3 separate regions of the Homo sapiens genome follow, and regions 1 and 3 are each linked to region 2. Evidence: chromatin loops called from intact Hi-C (ENCODE). Cell type or tissue: heart left ventricle. All regions are shown on one strand. Each heading gives the region's core, and the rest is flanking DNA. Links, peaks and the distances in the headings are about the cores only. Region 1 overlaps SYNE1 (spectrin repeat containing nuclear envelope protein 1). Region 2 overlaps SYNE1 (spectrin repeat containing nuclear envelope protein 1). Region 3 overlaps SYNE1 (spectrin repeat containing nuclear envelope protein 1).

Region 1 (6,118 bases), core at 357-5,356, 90 kb after region 2:
TGCCCCCAAACACTCTTCCCAGCCTCTGCTATCTGGCGTTCTACTCTCTACCTCCATGAGATCAACTTTTTTAGCTCCCACATACAAGTGAGAATGTGTGATATTTGTGTTTTTGTACCTGGCTTATTTCACTTAACATAGTGACCTCCGGTTCCATCCATGTTGCTGCAAACAACATAATTTCATTTTTTTATGACCGAATAATATTCCATTGTGTATATATATGCCACTTTTTCTTTATTTGTTCGTCCATTGATAACCATGTTACCTTTTAATGATGGTGGAATTAACTGTTTAAAAAAGAATGCAAATCAGCTGGGCGTGGTGGCTCACACTTGTAATCCCAGCACTTTGGAAGGCCTAGGTGGGTGGATCACCTGAGGTCAGGAGTTCAAGACCAGCCTGGCCAACATGGTAAAACCCTGTCTCTACAAAAATACAAAAACCAGCCAGGCATGATGGCGGGTACCTGTAATCCCAGCTACTTGGGAGGCTGAGGCAGGAAAATCACTTGAACTCGGGAGGCAGAAGTTTCCATGAGCTGATATTGTGCCATTGCTCTCCAGCCTGGGTGACAGAGTGAGACTCCATCCCAAAAAAAAAAAAGTAAATCTTTGGATCTTAAAGCCCAGTTCTTGAGTGCCAGGTCTAGCACATGCATATATACAGGCCCTTGGTATCTACGGTTCTACACTGGTGGATTCCACCAACCGTAGATCAAAAGTATTTGGAAAACAATTTGCATCTGTATTGAATACATACAGACTTTTTATTCTTGTCATGATTCCCTAAACAATACAGTATAAGAACAATTTCTATAGCATTTACATTGTATTAGGTATTATAAGTAATCTCAAGATGATTTAAAGTGTATGGAAGGATGTGTGTAGGAGGTATGCAAATACTACAGCATTCAATATCAAGGACTTAAGCATCCATGGGTTTTGGTGTCCGAGGGAAGGTCTGGAACCAATCCCCTGACAGATACTAAGAGATGATGATTGATTGATTGGAATGAAAGTGATGTATTCGTGAAGTAGAGTCTGGGGCAAGATTCATTTTTTATTGATTAAAGAAGTTAGTTTTACTCTTAGTGTAGACCATTTCATTTGTTCAGTTTATATTTTGGCATTGCTCGCATAGCCAAAATATTTCTACATCCATTTTCTAGTACTTTTGAGCTTGCTGGATTTCATAAATGAGGCTCAATAAATGTCATACATTCAAGGAAATTAAATATTTGTCAAGGTGTAGCCTAGCCATTTACCAACATAGGTTGCTTCAGTTTCTCTCATCTGTATACATGTAATTGTTGAATAAAGCCTGTTACGTTCCCCTGCAGGAGCTTCAGAGAGACATAGAGAAGCACAGTACAGGTGTTGCATCTGTCCTCAACCTGTGTGAAGTCCTGCTGCACGACTGTGACGCCTGTGCCACTGATGCCGAGTGTGACTCTATACAGCAGGCTACGAGAAACCTGGACCGGCGGTGGAGAAACATTTGTGCTATGTCCATGGAAAGGAGGCTGAAGTGAGCTGGGATGCTGAAACAGATAGGGAAGAGGAAAGACCAAAAAGAAAATAAAAATCACCCAGAGTATCCACTGTTCACTCTTTCCTGTTCGTTACAATGTCCAAAAATAGCTGTGGCTTCCCAAACTTACTATTGTCTACATTTAGTTGGGAAAATAAGTAGGTATAAAGGTAATATATAAATATAACAAGCCAAGTTATGTCTGACCTAACAGTTGAAATATAATACGGAAACATAAAAATACACCCTTGTCAAACAAGCATAACATTACAGAATGTGTGGCTGTGAGAACAGTAACATTCTTTTATTAAAAATTAAATAATAAAAGCAGATTTATCTTTAAGCCCTTTGAAATTCAAGGTGGCAGAAAATCGTGCTGTGTTACAAAGTGATCATCATGGCTGTGCTCTCTGGTAAACTGTTGAAAGCTTAATATTTGTCCTGCTGTCATAGATTAACTTTTGTCAGTGTGAGTTGAATGTTGGACTTAAATGGATTTTCCGACCTCGTCTTTATTTCCGTAAGACACTGGCCTGAGTGCACACTGTAAACCTGGTGTTGCTTTTCTAAACTTGGTGCACACATTCAAGGCAGCTCGTGTGATGTGCTTGTAATTTTCAATTTGACTAATTCAAAATCCAGAGTTGCAGGACGTGTTTTTAAAAAAATAAAACAGCCGTTTTATTTTAGCTCAAGCAGTTGTCTCTCTTGCTCTCTGGTCAAATTTGGCTCGAGGAATGGTTATCGTTTGGCACAACAGTTGCCTCTGTGGGCACCCTTAATCCAGTCGCAGGCAGCAGACCGGGTTCTGGAGCGAAAACAGTCTCCAATAATCTGAATCTGTTCTTTCATTTTCCGCCCCAGAATCGAAGAGACGTGGCGATTGTGGCAGAAATTTCTGGATGACTATTCACGTTTTGAAGATTGGCTGAAGTCTTCAGAAAGGACAGCTGCTTTTCCCAGCTCTTCTGGGGTGATCTATACAGTTGCCAAGGAAGAACTAAAGAAATTTGAGGTAATCTATAATTCCAAATTTTTAATCCTTATTTTGCTATTAAAGTAGCCAGCTGGTAGTTGGAGTTCCAAGACCTAAACTAGCTGTTCACCACATGTTATCTGCTCAAATTGCTGCGTGAGGACTTTGCAGCCATCTTTATTATGACCTCATACGTAGTCATACGTATGAAGGGGGAAAAAGAGGTTTTTATTTTAAGATTATCAAGAAGCATAAATACTGTAGTAATGAAGAGAGATTCTATTAGAAAAGAAGAATCGTGATTCCTCCCAAAAGATCTTGGCATGATTTTTATTTCAGAATTATTCCACAGTCAACCATCTTTTCTAAGATTAAAATATGATTTTTTTAAACCATAAAAATCTACCTTCCACATACATTTTTGTATTTTCTTTACCTAATCGCAGTGTGTGTGTGTGTGTGTGTGTGTGTGTGTGTGTGTGTGTATTTGATAAAAGAGTTGACTCTAGAATGGAATAAAACATTTTCATTATAATTCATTTCTAATTACACAGTGAAGAGTAGTACTGGTCTTGAGTCACCAAAACTTTTCAATTACACTGAGATGAAAATAGCTGTAGTGTAATCATATTCATAAAGAAAGAAGTTATCCAAGAATTGATTCCAATACCTTGCCTGCTTGCACAATCTCGAGTCCACTCTATCACTGTTGTACAATGAAGCTCTGACTTCTCAGCTGCCTTTCATTTTCATGGAAGACCTGACCTAGCCCAAAATTGACCATTTTTAAATTTGAAGGTGTTTTTCCCTTCAGTTCCCACTAATAGGCAGTTGTGTACTCAGGTATGTTAACAGCAAAGAGTTCAGAAGCATTCTGACCATTGCTAATTATGCCCCCAAGTTCCTCGAGATGTTTAGAAATAAGACTGAAAATGTAATGAAATGTAGCTGCATTCATTTTTACCTTGCAACATCAGGTAACCAGGCATTTTCTGAGGCCTATGATGGGAAATAAGAAGTTCGCTTTTTTATTCTTATGGAGTTTAAAATCTCAGGGTTGTACATGGACAGCTATATGAATCTAGAAAAATGTTCAAATACTTTGAAATGGATGAATTACTCTGATGTCTGAATGGTGAATGAATTCATATGTAACTATACCACTAAATTAAAATAAACAACACTTTTATTCCTATATAAAAGATACTCCCTTAGAAAACTACTAGTAAAAAGCACAGTAAACTCTGCAGTAGATTCCAGGTCATCTCGATGTGAATGAATGCTAGTGGAGAGCTGCTCAACTGCATCTTACACACTCCCTTCATAAAGGTTAAAACCTTTTATAATTGGCTTATACTGCAAAGCAGATTATATAAGATTCTTTTTGATGCTATTTTAGACTCTCAGATTTTAAAGCAAAAGTTAGCCTTATAGTTAGCTTCTATAATGATTGATTTTATTATTTATCATGAATTTTGTAGTTAATTTTCTTAAGAGACAGAAATGAATTGCAGAAACGAAGTTGTGCTTGGGGGCAGTCTTTAGCTGGTCCAATCGCATGAACGTTTGGGATGGACATGGGTGTGCTGGGGTATCTGCCTGGGGGTACTCCAACCTTACCCCAGTGGGCAAACATGTACTGGGACTTCCAGTCATGGCCAGAGCTGAACTTTCCTTACCACTCCCTTTGCTGGAGAAATAACTTAAGGTTTTTAGACTGGAAGCTAGGATTTCCTAGGATGAAGGCTCTGAAAGCAGCTCTCACAAGGAAAGCAATTTAAGAGACAGAAATGTGGTCACATGTAAACAGTGTGATGAGCCAAGGAAAACAGAATTTGGGGATTTGATGAGTGCGGTTCAATTTATTAATTATAGTTTTCATTTTGGTCTAATGCCAAGATAAAAATCAGTCATAAATCATACAAATGATTTTTTTTAAAGCTTCATTTTATTTTGGCCAAATGACTCTTATGCTATAGGGCTCTTCTACATTGGAGGGAAAAGGCAGAAAAGAATATTTTACCTTCAGAATCTCTAAACTGACCCTGGGATAGCCTCAAAAGTAAATTGATGCTACTGTGTGGGTGGTACACTAGCTCTAACATGTTTTATAAAAACTAATTAAATCACAGGAACAACAAAAAAGAAACAGAGCATGTTCCAAATTTTTTAAAATATAAAGTTACTTGTATTTTACTAAATTACTTTTCTTAAAAGCTTATAATAGCTTGATTTTTTGGAAGACCTTTTGCAAAAGGTAGTTTTAAGTTTTTTCCTAATGGACAGCAGAATTGAGGTAATTTCTAGATTTTTAGAAAAGTACATATTTTACAAATAAACAGTTCCATTATAGATATCTTTTTCTCCATATTGACAGCAGAAGTTGTCAACATTTCAAACTCACATTTCCACACACACGTGTATATTTTTTATAGTGGTTTGCTTTGTGGGAATATTTGTTTCCAGGACATTAATTATTTTTAAAGCTACGTGTATATGTGTGTGTATGTATGTGTGTGTGTCTATATATGTGTGTTGGATGCGTGTGTGTTTATTCATTACTACTCCCCATTTTCATATTTTTTGATAGATTCTCCCTTTCCTTTAAGTTACGCTGACTAGATGACTTTGCATTAACAAGGGGAAGTGTACCGTTATTAGACATCATTCTTTCCCTCTGTGATAGTGTAACTTCCCATTCTCCCAGACGCTACAATAAGAAAACCAGGAGCCACTACTGAGAGTCCTTCGCTGATTTCTCACACTGATATGCTTCTCTGTGGCCTTAGGCTTTCCAGCGACAGGTCCACGAGTGCCTGACGCAGCTGGAACTGATCAACAAGCAGTACCGCCGCCTGGCCAGGGAGAACCGCACTGATTCAGCATGTAGCCTCAAACAGATGGTTCACGAAGGCAACCAGAGATGGGACAACCTGCAAAAGCGTGTCACCTCCATCTTGCGCAGACTCAAGGTTTTTGCTATGCCTCATCTGTAATTTAGAGGCCAGAGGATGGGACTGGGCCATTTGAATGCAGTCTTGAGACACAGTCTCAGTGATTTTGTAAGAATGGGATGGCAGGAGGAGTAAACCGGGGAGTGATATAGCAAAGGATTGCAGGCTTCTCATTGCTTGCTGAGAAAATGACTTTACAGAACACTGGAATTCGCTGTGCCATCTCCATATGTTTAGAAGGACTTTTAATAAAAATAATTGTTACTACTTTCCTCTTGCCTTCCAGCATTTTATTGGCCAGCGTGAGGAGTTTGAGACTGCGCGGGACAGCATTCTGGTCTGGCTCACAGAGATGGATCTGCAGCTCACTAATATTGAACATTTTTCTGAGTGTGATGTTCAAGCTAAAATAAAGCAACTCAAGGTAATAGATTATTTTTCAAGTTACCAAAGTGAAGAAAGCCTGAAAATGAAAGGATTTGTGGCTCTTTTGTGAAGAACATAGCAAATAACTTTTCTTTTGAAAAATTAGTTCTGGACTGCAAAAAAATTCAGAAAATGTAAAATATATAAAAAATCAGATAAAGAGCACTACCCAGAAATAACCACTATTGCTTATATCTGGGTAGTGCTCTTATCTTATTTGATATCGATA
Region 2 (6,118 bases), core at 674-5,673:
TAAAAAATATATATTTTAATATGGAGATAGGGTCTCACTTTGTTGCCCAGGCTGGTCTGGTCTTGAACTCCTGGGCTCAAGCAGTTCTCCCATCTCAGCCTCCCAAAGTGTTGGGATTACCGGTGTGAGCCACCGCATCCGGCTGTGCATTTTTCTTGACCATAATTTCATCTGCTTTTTAAAGAGATTTCTCATTTCTCCCCATGAAAAATCTTTTTGTTTTTTTTCTTGGCTTATAATGTATGTGTGATTCCAAAAAAGACTGGAGCAACTGTAGTGATGTCTTGCTTTGGATTTCTAATATGAATTATGAGATATGTATGATCACAAGTAATAATTTTTACTAATTTTTGACCAATATAACTGAATGTCACAGATGAAGAAATAACCAGTTAGATTTTTTTCTTTGAATAAATGGAATGCAACTAATGAACGTGCTAATTCCATGCCTACCCAACTTGGATTAAAAAGGCAATAACAGCAGAGGGCATGGGGAAGACACACCTCACTCAATATAGTCATCTCTTGAGTTGTGCTGTTCCAATCCAGAGCAGTTCTCTTGCCTCATAAACCTGGTGCACAGTTGTCTTCTTGGATTTCCCTTCACCACCATCCTGAGAATCCCTTCATTTCTTCCTATGTTGGATCTTCTCTCTTCTGAATCCCAAGTCTTTCTCTTTACTGCATTGCTTCCTTGTTTCGTTAGTGCATGTCCTTTCTTAGAAAGGGTACATGATAAGTGTATTTTTCCAGATGTATGTCTGAAAATGTTCTTATACCATGTTCACACTTTATTGATCGCTTTGCTGTTTTTATGTGATCCTTCAGGGTCATTTGTTGAATATGAATTCTTTTGGAGTTTCAAGGCTTTTTCTTCATTGTTTTCTAGCTCTCAGTGTTGTCTTAAGGAATCTAAAAACATTCTAATTCCCAAAGGTTTCCAGTGTCCTGAAATTTCACAATCACATGCCTTGGGGAGGATCTATTTTTATCCACTGGGCTGGGAGCTCAAGGGACTCTTCTGATTTGGCAGCTCTCATCTTTCTGTTCTGGAAAATTTTCTAATGATTTATTTAATACATTTCTTTCCTGCATTTTACCTGTCTTCTTTTCTGGAGAACTCCTTTTTGTCAGATACTCGGGTTCAACCCTTGAACTGTCTTACCAAGAGACCTTTCTTTGTCTTTTTGCTCCGCTTTTTGAGAAACGTCCTCAATTTCAACTCCAGACTCTTGTACTGAATTGGCATTTCTGCTCTCACGTATTTAATTTTCCCGGAGCTCACTTTGGTTCTCCGAATGATCCTTTTTGTAGTATTTTTTATTTTTTTTAATGAATACATTATCGTTTATATCTTTCTGGGTATATTAATGGTTTTTTTTTTGTTGTTTAAAGTTCTACTTTTCCTGTATAATCTGTTTTCCTCCAGCTTGCTTTTATTTGTTTGCTTCTGTTAGTCCCCATCTTTCATGTCATCGAAAGGCATATTGAAATCTTTTGTTGCCTATTCAGGTTTAGGATGGAGGACTAAACAGCTGAAAGGGAACTCTGTGTGTGGATGGAACATGATAATTTTAAGAGTTCCTGCAGGATGGTCTCTATGGACCATTTATTTGTTAGAGAATCCTTCTGTCAAATTGTCAGGCCTGTCTTATTGGTGTGTTCAGATATTTTTCCCTCTCATCTCTGGAGACTAGAGCCCTGACTGCAGCACTTCTTGCCCCAGGGAGAGAAGACTCAGGGGCCCCACATTCAGCATGCAGGGAGCATCCAGTTATTTCATCCCTTGCTTTCAGTCAAGCACTCAAGCTCACAGCTGTGTCCAGTGCCCCTCTGTCTGTTTTACCTTCTCCAGAGAACACACTTTCAGTCTTTTACCCGGGAAGAAAAAGGGACAGTATGGAATAAGGAGGGGCATCTGTGGGTTAACTGTCCTTTAAGCAGCTCTTCACTAACCCTCCTTACTTAGCACCCCAGCTTACTTCACCCAGAGTTCCAGAGATTTCTGTTGCTCTGAAGTGGGTGGTGGAGATCCTCCACTGGTTTAGAATTCAGCTTCCCCAGATTTCCTAAGTCAATTATCATGTATTCTTTTGACTTCTAGCTCCCAACATATTGTTGGCATTGTTTTCTTTTCTGTTCCCTTGTCCTTTTAGATTTATGGGGAAAAAATATGCCAGAGAACAAGCAAACAAAATACTCACTCTGACTGTAGGGGGTTTTCAGGAAAGAGAACATTGGACACATGTGTTTCAGCTGCCATCTGGAGTCTTGTTTTTGTCCTCCTTCAGGGGCAACCTCTGTTGCCCTCTTTCCAAACGCCTGCTTAGGCTGCTCCAGGATTTGTGGTCTGGTATCTCCCTTCTCTGATCTCTGCTAATGGGGATGAGTTGCATTATCGAGTATAGTACTTACTTATATTCAGCCTTGCTTTATTTTTCTCTGTTTACTCTGGCTTCCTAACCAGACCATCAGCTCCTTGAAGGACAGGATGAGATCTTGTTCTGCTTCTACAGACCTCACACTGGGAAGACAAGGCTTAGCAATAGCAGCCACTTGAATACTTGTTGACTGATTGATTTTCCACTTCACAACAAGGAGCACAGATTCTTTGACCATGCTGTAATATATGTTTTGTTGCCTCGCTGAATCTCTCTCCAAAGATGCTCACAGCTACGTTTCAAGGACAGCAGAACATGGTCCCTTAGAAAATCTCAGGCAAATACCTTTTTTTAACTATGTCCTAAATGATGCTCTTTTTTTTAACTATTGCTTTTCAAAACTCCCTTTTTTGTTTAAGCAAGACATCCTTCTCCCAGCCCTCTACCCTGACTTTCTCCTGCCTCATTATCTGTAAGATAACTGCTCTGTACTAATGAGGGGACTTCTTCTGTTTTCTATATACCCTCTGAACATGGCTTTCGATTTGTTTTATTGAAATGATTCCTTTTGTATATATTGAGAATGTTTTACATGGAGAGGAGGAACACAGAAAGAGATACAATAATCACATCTTCCGTGGGGAAATTGTTCATGGGAGTTTTAATAAAATGTCATGGATCTTACTTAGGCAATACAACAGGCTGAAGATGGACTCAAAGAATTTGATGCAGGAATCATTGAATTAAAGAGGCGTGGTGACAAGCTACAGGTCGAGCAGCCGTCCATGCAAGAACTCTCCAAGCTCCAGGTGCAGCCTTCAGCCAGTAGTATTCAGCTGCAGGGGTACATCAAACTTGAAGTCTAGAAAAAATCACTTTATTTTTCTTGGCTTTCTTTATAAAATTCACGCCACTTAGGTCCTAACCTTTCTACCAAGCAACTCTTAGAAAATTTTCTGAAGCTTAACATGTTTAGTACAAGGAAATGAGTTGTTTTCATGCTGCTAAGATTCATATGTTTTTCTGACAGTTACTTTATTATTATTCTCATGGTTAAGCATTACAGTATAGTTTAGTTGTAGCATATTATTTTCTACTGTAGAAAATAGAATAACTTTTAATCCTACCTAGAAAAATTTAAAAAAGGGATATCTACCCTCGTATTGCACTATGTCTTCAAATACTATTTTAAAAAGCAAATAATCAAAGTAATACTTTGTAGAAAGTGTTTTTTTCTAAGGCAAGCACTATAGTTTATCCTCCATATATGTTTGAATGGAATAGAGACATTGTTTCAATTCTAGAACAACAACAACAAAAATTAAACTAGAAGGTAGTTGAAATCTAAACAGACTTCCTATCATCCTTCAGGAACAGAGAATAATGCTTTGGGTTAATTTCCTTTGCTAGATCTGACATTTAGGCAAGAATCTGATATTGGGGTAGGAAGAAGATCCTTGGATATTAGACCAACAAAATTTAGCATCAACTAGGCAAGCAGTTATGTTCGATCAAGAAAAAATTGTGTACAACTGTGTACAGTCACACAGACACACATGTTAGATTTTCTCTGTGTGCAGAACTATTGAGAACTGGTAACCTCAGTCCAGTACAGGGTTGTGAGTTCTTTCTTTGAGAAAATAAAATAGACCTTATAAACAAAAGAACATTTTTATTTTAACTGTATCTGTCCTTTATCTAACATTTCATAATATCATAAGCCCACCTCCCCCACTTTGTACTTTTTTAGACAGTTTTCCGACAGCACTTAAGCATCAGGTGTAAGAGTCAAATGTCATTGCCGTAAATAGGCATTAAAATTGAACTCTTCCAGATTGAACCATTTTGGCCTGCTAAACCTTAATGTGATATGTTAATCAGGTCCGTATGCCTCAAATAAATTTTGTGTTTGGTGTGTCATCATCTCCTAAAATGTCTTTCCAGTTTAAATAGTTATATACTCCACCACATTTGGCAAAAATATTGCCTTCTTAAGTTTGAAACTCTTTCTGCTCACATTAAACTCCCCTATTTCTCTAGCTCTTTGTTTGAGGGGTAGTCCCAAATATGATTGTTATTTAGCAGGAAAATGTTAAGGATATTATATTCAATTGCTCTGAAATTATATGAATGTTGAGAATACTATAAAAATGGGAATTACATTTTCTATGACATGTCCCTCAGCCACATGGACAGTTTTTCAACAGTTTTACCCCACATCTTATCATAAACTATTGATATCCTGAGAAAACAGTTGTCAAATCTACCTCATGTATCATTTCTAGGAAACACTTTTACATGTCCTTTAAAATCTTAAAATATTAACCTTATTTTTTATAGACATATCTTTATTTCCTTTCATATTTTAACTTATTAAATTTTTATTTTGTAATCAATCTAAATTGCATTTTGATATGTGGCATGAGATAAGACTTTATTTTTCTTCAAAGAGTTGAGTTGTTTCCACATTATTTATTGAATATTTATTTTATCCTTTCAGTGACTTCATACTTACATTTTTATGAATTCAGTTTTTTTTCAGTTTCTCCGTTGTGCTTTATTGTCCGTTAGAAATAAAATAAAATTTAAAACAGCAAGATAAGAATACCAAATAAGATTAATGAAAGAACTTGAACCACCAGGTATCAAGACACAGTAAAGTCACAACGAATATCATAGGCATGAGAATAGAGGTCCAAAGGTCATTTCTTTGTGAAACATGTTTTCAAAGTAAGGCTCATAGAAAGACAAGCAGATGGCCTACAGGTAGAGCGTTTCCAGGAGGCACATCCCTGAAGGCATTTTCTTGGTTGGGTCTCGGGCTTGGTGCGTTCATAGTTCATATGCTTTTAGAGGGTTGCCAGAATATGAATTGAGAGTGAGTCTTGTGGTCTCTGCTTCTTAGGACATGTATGATGAGCTGATGATGATCATTGGCTCCCGGAGGAGTGGTCTGAATCAGAACCTTACACTCAAGAGTCAGTATGAGAGGGCCCTACAAGATCTGGCTGACCTGCTAGAAACTGGTCAGGAGAAGATGGCAGGAGACCAGAAAATCATCGTGTCTTCCAAAGAGGAAATCCAGCAACTACTTGACAAACATAAGGTACATAACAAAAAAGAGTGATAGAGAGAAAATGTAATTGGAAAGCATGCTCTCAAACCCTGATATATATTTAGTAAAACCTAATATTCTCAGTCTTTTATGAGTTCTTACTTGTATAAGTTATTCTTTAAAAATGGCCAAAAAATTTATATTCAAACCCACTGGCTTTCAGTAGCACAGAGAAATTATAGGGGATATGTTTCTATAATGTTGTAAATTAAAAAAGAAAACCAACTTACCTGTAATTTTACCTATCAGTTCCTCACTAGTATTAGCCAGGCTTTCTCCCTAGATGAGCTAAAATCAAAGGAAAACTCAGAGCCTCTCTTCAAAGGAGCCCATCTTCATTCTTAACTCCACTTTTCCCTGTGTTTCCTTTTTGCCCATTTGTCCACCTGGTCCCAGTTACCCTCTTTGCCCTCCCTTGTCCTCGTCAAGGACTCCTCGCTCACTCCTTGCTCTCCTCTAGAAATGCAGAGCTGACTACTCAGATCCAGGGTTGGGTTGGTGTCTTTTACATGCATTGTTTAGATCCTCTGACCCTTACACATATGCTCCTCTAGTTGCTGTAGACTTCAGACTTTCTCCCTGGGAACAGCAAGGCCGTTTACTATGTAATCAAACTTGGGAG
Region 3 (6,118 bases), core at 679-5,678, 70 kb after region 2:
TTTTGTTGGTCCCTACCATTCCCCTGGGGCCCTTTGGCTTAGGTAAATGACTTGGGAGGATAGCTCTGTTACCACACTAACTTTAGACCAAGAGAAGGTTAAAATGTTCACACTCATATAATACCCGTCTTCATATATTATTTTGCTGAGAAACTATTTATTACGTAACAGGAGCTTAAGCCAAAAATAAAAAAGTTGATCCTAAAGACTGGATCCTGTCACTGTGGCAAGAGAGTAAGAGGGTCATTGGGGATAGCAGTGGCAGTCAGGGGGAGGGGATTGTCCTTTCATCGTCAGTTAAATCACACCATTTCGTGCTTATCTCTTGCAAATAGTCCATATGGAGTCTGTCCTCTTTAACTCAAACAATCTAAGAGAAGCTAGCACAGAAAGTGAGTAAATTAAGAAGGTTTGAGGCCTGTCGATTCTCTATAGTTAATAGTTATTATTATTGAAAGTTAATTTATCATTGATTTATTTACTGCAAAATATTGACATTGTATAGAGGATTATCTCTTTAAAATGAAGGAACTCTTTTAAAATATTCCTCACAAATAACATAATTGACACACACATTCACATTTATATATATACCTATATATCAATTGCATATATATATGTGTGTGTGCATTTTATAAGTCTCTCAGCAACTATTTGTCTGAGAATTTATTCTAAGTATAACATCAGGTTAGTGATGAGAGAAATAAACTATAATTTTCCAATATTAAAATCTTTTAAGTTTTATTTTTTATATCTATCTTTTATTGTTTTTTAATATGTATTTCAAGTAAATAGGAAGCAGCATCCTATTTATTTCGAGAACCTCTATATAAAAATTTAATCCCAACTCTGCATACATACCAAAAATAATAGGCACTACTAATACTTGTGCACATGGGCTGATATCCACATGGTATTCCTATGCTCAAACTACTTCCAAGCAGTAGAAAGCAGTAATCATCATGTTTCTAGTAGAGCTGGGCTGGATGTATTAAGAATATGCTTTCTGACCTCTGTGATTGCTATTTATTACACAGGATTATCAAGAGGAAATTGCTATTGCTCAAGAGAACAAAATACAGCTCCAACAAATGGGAGAACGACTTGCTAAAGCCAGCCATGAAAGCAAAGCATCTGAGATTGAATACAAGCTGGGAAAGGTCAACGACCGGTGGCAGCATCTCCTGGACCTCATTGCAGCCAGGTAAAGAGGACCTGAGTCAATAGGGCACGTGTGGGCAGTATTTTAAAGCCTTTCAGTCTGCCTTTCATCAGCCAAAGATAATCCAATAAATCAGTCTCTCTTCCTGGGTTATCTCACCATTTTCAAAACTGTTCATGCTCCTCTCATAAGTGGCACTTTAGTTACCTTGAAAATTCTCCTCTTACTTTATAAATCTCATGTTGTTTGTATGTAGCTGCGAGAAAGAGAGAGAGAGTCATATCCAAACAAAACTAATTCCCAAGAGAAAATTCTTTATTTTAGGGCTTCATGGGTATTCAAACTCCTATCAGGAAGAAACTGCTGACCAGTATTTGTGGAGAGTGTTTTTGTCTGCAGTAGCAAAAAAAAAAAAAAAAAATTACTAAATCTCTGCCATATTTTTAGTTAGCAAGGTATAGAAATAAATCTGATTATTGCCACTCTGCTCAGTTGTAAAAATCAGCTGCTGCATTATAGTAATTTTGTGTTGAGCTTTAGTGCTAACTATAAGTGTTTGCCTCATACCTAAGAAGAATATTACATTCACTTTCTGTTGCAGAAGGGTAGGGTTGGGTAAGAGAGATGAAAGTCAAAAAGAAAAATATATGAGGGTATTTACTAGCAATATAAAAGTCTAATATGAATGATGCACTATGTTATAAAAATGTTCTATGCTATTAATATAAAAAGGAGATGTCTTATTTTAGGTGAATTTGGCTTCATGTTGGAACTTAGGCACCCTGAGGTCAGGAAACTTTCTCCATTGTATTCACTACATATCACAAGCACTAAGAACAGTGCCTAAATACGGACTCAATGAATACTTCAGTGCATAAATGAATATTTGAATATTTGAGTAAATGTTCTTCATGGCAATTAGGAGAGTTGGAATGTTACAAATGGTGCCATTTGGGGTCCATCCCACAATACGCTTTTAAAATCTGGGTTTCTTTCCTTAGCCGTGCTGCATAAAAGTGGACGTGAAACAATGTCCTCTGCGTACCATGTGCTCATCAAAACCGCATGTGGGCACCACAACCCTGTATGCTGATTTTGAAAACATTGGATATATTTCTTTTCTATAAGAGAGTTATCAAAAAGTATCTAACTCAAGAAAGTGAGATTATCTTTTAGTGACAATGAAACAAAATGGAATAAATGTATATCAACTTTTTATTTATTTATATTTATTTATTTATATTTGAGATGGAGTCTTGCTCTGTTGCCCAGGCTGGAGTACAGTGGCACAATCTCAGCTCTGCAACCTCTGCCTCCCAGGTTCAAGCAATTCTCCTGCCTCAGCCTCCCAATCCCTGGGACTACAGGCATACACTACCACACCTGGCTAATTTTTGTATTTTTAGTAGAGATGGGGTTTCACCATGTTTGCCAGGCTAGTCTCAAACTCCTGACCTCAGGTGAGCCACCCGCCTCGGCCTCCCGAAGTGCTGGGGTTACAGGTGTGAGCCACCGCACCCAGCCTCAGCTTTTTAAATGTTTAACCATAGCACTGATATAGCTAACATTTATTGAACACTTTGCTGATTCCAATGACCATGCTACGGGTTTCATAGGCATCTTTTTGTGTATTGTTCATAATGTCCTTTGAGGTGGCCTTATCATTATGCCCATTTTACAGATACAGGGGCTAAGGTTGAGGCTTGTCCATCATCACGCACACATTGTGTGGCACAGCCTGTGCTCAGACTCCAAAGCGCGTGTCCTGGAGTGCTGTGCCCTCCTGCCTCTCAAGTTTGTGACTTCCTTTTCCCTGTTAGAGAGAAGACAGTTAAATGGAAGATAAGTTCTGTTTTTGATCTCGACAATCTAATTTCTCAGTTCTTTGTAAAGTACTTACAATGTGACAGTGACTGTGAGAGTCAAGATAAAATGACAGAACTGAAGGAGAACTTCTCCTTTGAGAAGTTCAGGATGGGAATGGAGTAAAACAATGAGATAAATAGGAGCTCTGGAAAAGGCACTATAAAGAGATGGAAATAATATTTTAGCTTAAACTGGTCTCGGAGTTTCAACAAATGTATATTTTAAAATCCCAGTGCTGTGTTCAGTCCCACTTCTCCCTCACTAAAATGATAACAAAATCCTGTTTCAGAAGGAGGAATTGAAGTCCTTCAAGCTATAAATATCCTTCTTAGGGAAACTGCCTGTTTGGTAAACATCCCCCGGGGAGTTTTTTGGTCAAATTTGACTCATAGATTGATTGACATTTCCACGTAATCCAGTTAAACTAGTTAATATTATTTTCCTACTTTTAGTGACTCAGTGATGTGGAGAGTAAGGATGCACTATGTCAAAGATATTTTAAATCAGATTTAATGTAATCTAGTCATAAGCAGCTAACTTAGTGTATGCCCAACTATGAGCCAATATTACAGCAAATGAGTTTGCTGCTGTCTCCTTGAATTCACATTTATTTATAACATATTTTGTCTGGCTGTTCAGTGGAGAGTTTTCTAGATATTAATTGTTTACTTTGCCAAAAGACATATTAATAAACTTGAATCAATTACATGTTTATAAGGTACACATGCTTCTCACTATAGTCACTTATACAATACTAATTTTTGTTTCCTCTTACATAAAGCCTCAGAATACCCAGATAAAATTCCACAGGAGATTTTTGTATATATGTTGCCTGTTTCTAATTGCCTCCTTCCAAATTAGACTAGATTAGGCACTGATCATTGAGCCATCCTGGAGTTTAACACCATGTTAGAGTCACAGTCACCCTTGCAGCTTCTCCTGAAAGACACCCGGCTGTCACATCTGCATTGCATTTCCTTGTTTATTGGTGCTTCGTTAGTGCACAGATTGGATGCATGTTTCCCACACCCATCCTCAACTGTGAACTGCCAGCTGAAGTATTAGGTTTCTATGATTCAGTCCATTCACCACTCTTGCCTCTTCCAGCGCTGATGCACTAAAGCAAAATATAACCCAGTGTATGCCTTTCGACATTTCTGTCCTGTATTGGTGCTCTTGTGGGAATGGAGAGGTTATTTTTGAAGATGATAGTATTTTTAGGTGAACATCTCAGCTAATAGAAACATGAACTGTGTCTTTAATATTCAATCACAGAAGCAACAAAAAAGAAAAGAAAAAGATTTACTGATAACAAATCTATTACATACATAAAAATAGAACGCATAATTTAGAGTCAACTTGACATCACCATCAGATTAGTTTAGATTACTCTGAGTACAAAATAGATGTGCTTTGCATTGAGTTTTTAAATTGTGTTGTCAAGCATTGTCAATTTTTTAGGGCAACAAAAGTTGCTCAGTTACTTTTAGGACTCAGTGAATAATGTTCTAGTGTCCTTTCCATACTTTCTAGATCTGCTGTATGTAATACAGCAGTCACTAGCTACGGATGGCTATTTAAATTACAGAATATTTAAATTAACTGAAATGGAATAAAATTAAATTACTCCTTAATTTTAATTATGGTCAGTTGCACTGGCCACATTTTAAGTGGTCAATAACCCCATGAGGCTAGTGGCTACCTTATTGGACCCTGTACAATGCAGAACATTTTTATCATCTCAGAAAGTTCTGTTGTTCAGCAGTGGCCTAGATAATTAAAGTACCTCTGAGCCCTTGGCTTTTTTTAAAAGTCAACATAAGAAGCTGTCATTGGTGACGCATCACTCTAATTTCTGTAAAACTGCCTTTAAGAATACTGGCTCTCGTTTTGTCAATGAATCCAGTGCAGAAAATCCACATAGCAATTTCTCTAGAGCTCAGGACTAAAAGGAAATCTGTCTTTTTAGTATTAATTCTTCAATGTTTCTTATCACAGACAACGAATTAGTAACATTTCTCATCTTAGCATCTAGGAAGGTCAAATTCAACTTGCGCACTCTGTTGTGATGATTTGGGGGCAGGGAAGTGGGTAACTGGACCTTCTAATAGAGAAAATTCTTTTTCTCTCGGCTAAACCTAAATCCCCATCACCAAGGCAAAAGCATCCTTTAGTTATTTGGCTGTTATCTTTTTGTTTTTCTCAATAGCAGCTTTTTTGGGGATATAATCCACATGCCGTATAACTCATCTATCTAAAGCATGTAATTCAGTGATTTTAGTATATTTATAAAGCTATGCATCTATTACTCCAATCAATTTTAAAACACTTTCGTCAGTCCCAAATAAAAACAGTTACCCATTAGCCGTCACTCTTTTCTTCCCTCCTCTTCCTTCCCCACTTCTCCCAGCCCTGGGAAACTACTAATCTACTTTCTGTTTCTACATGTTTACCTGTTCTGAATAGTTCATATACATAGGTCATATAATATGTGGCCTTTTGTGACTGGTTGTTTTTAATCTCTATATTTATTATAATTGCCTCAACATTTTGTAGAAGTAGAGTAAAAACAAGTAATTTTTTAAAATGATTGAACGCCTACTATATATGAAGTACTATGCTTCTTGCTATAGGGCAGAGGTTGGCAAATGTTTTCTGTAGAGGACCAGATAGTAAATATTTTTAGTTTTGTGGGCCAAATAGTCTCTGTTGCTATTAGCGTGTTATTATAGAGTGAAAGCAGCCATAGAAAAATCTGTAAATAGAAAACCATGGCAGTGCTCCCACAAAATTTTGTTTACCAAAACAGGTGGCCTGCTCTAGGGATATAAAGATGAGAAAGAAAATGGTCCCTAACCAAATAAGTGTCATAATGCAAGTACACAAGCGTTCCTCACTGCAGGGCCTCTTCCTTTCTATTCTCTCTTCCTGGGCATTCTCCTGCCTGCCCCTGGCCTGGCCAGCTCCTGATTGGTTCTTCCTGTTTTTCCTTCTCTCCAGATTAGATCAGATTCTTCTTACGGGCTCAGTAGGCTTCTCCTTCATAGCATTTCCCTGAACTATGTGAAATCTTGTGTGATCAGTCATTTT

Evidence for each region. Hi-C counts contacts between places; a loop is a spot of excess contacts. Peaks named below come from ENCODE experiments on the same cell type or tissue, not always from the same donor. Only the 100,000 strongest peaks of a DNase experiment are listed, where the experiment ranks them.
Region 1: a loop joins it to region 2, with 2.1 times the contacts of the local background. A loop is called at or near these places in 4 of 110 quality-filtered maps.
Region 3: it touches region 2 in a loop (1.8-fold over the local background); 6 of 110 quality-filtered maps call a loop at or near these places.

What each region holds. Positions count from the first base shown.
Region 1 is chr6:152,151,322-152,157,439 of GRCh38, reverse strand. SYNE1 (spectrin repeat containing nuclear envelope protein 1) reads left to right here. Exons shown (of 146, transcript NM_182961.4): 132 at 1,343-1,530; 133 at 2,398-2,548; 134 at 5,299-5,481; 135 at 5,750-5,887. Among named protein-coding and RNA genes, the nearest start is that of SYNE1-AS1, 230 kb to the left of the region's middle. In heart left ventricle, for the core only: no CTCF peak of the experiment used is centred there; no DNase peak of the experiment used is centred there.
Region 2 is chr6:152,241,609-152,247,726 of GRCh38, reverse strand. It overlaps SYNE1 (spectrin repeat containing nuclear envelope protein 1), which reads left to right. Exons shown (of 146, transcript NM_182961.4): 106 at 3,071-3,190; 107 at 5,287-5,487. Among named protein-coding and RNA genes, the nearest start is that of SYNE1-AS1, 140 kb to the left of the region's middle. In heart left ventricle, for the core only: no CTCF peak of the experiment used is centred there; no DNase peak of the experiment used is centred there; H3K27ac peaks cover 1,925 bases.
Region 3 is chr6:152,171,480-152,177,597 of GRCh38, reverse strand. It overlaps SYNE1 (spectrin repeat containing nuclear envelope protein 1), which reads left to right. Exons shown (of 146, transcript NM_182961.4): 130 at 1,038-1,204. Among named protein-coding and RNA genes, the nearest start is that of SYNE1-AS1, 210 kb to the left of the region's middle. In heart left ventricle, for the core only: no CTCF peak of the experiment used is centred there; no DNase peak of the experiment used is centred there; H3K27ac peaks cover 160 bases.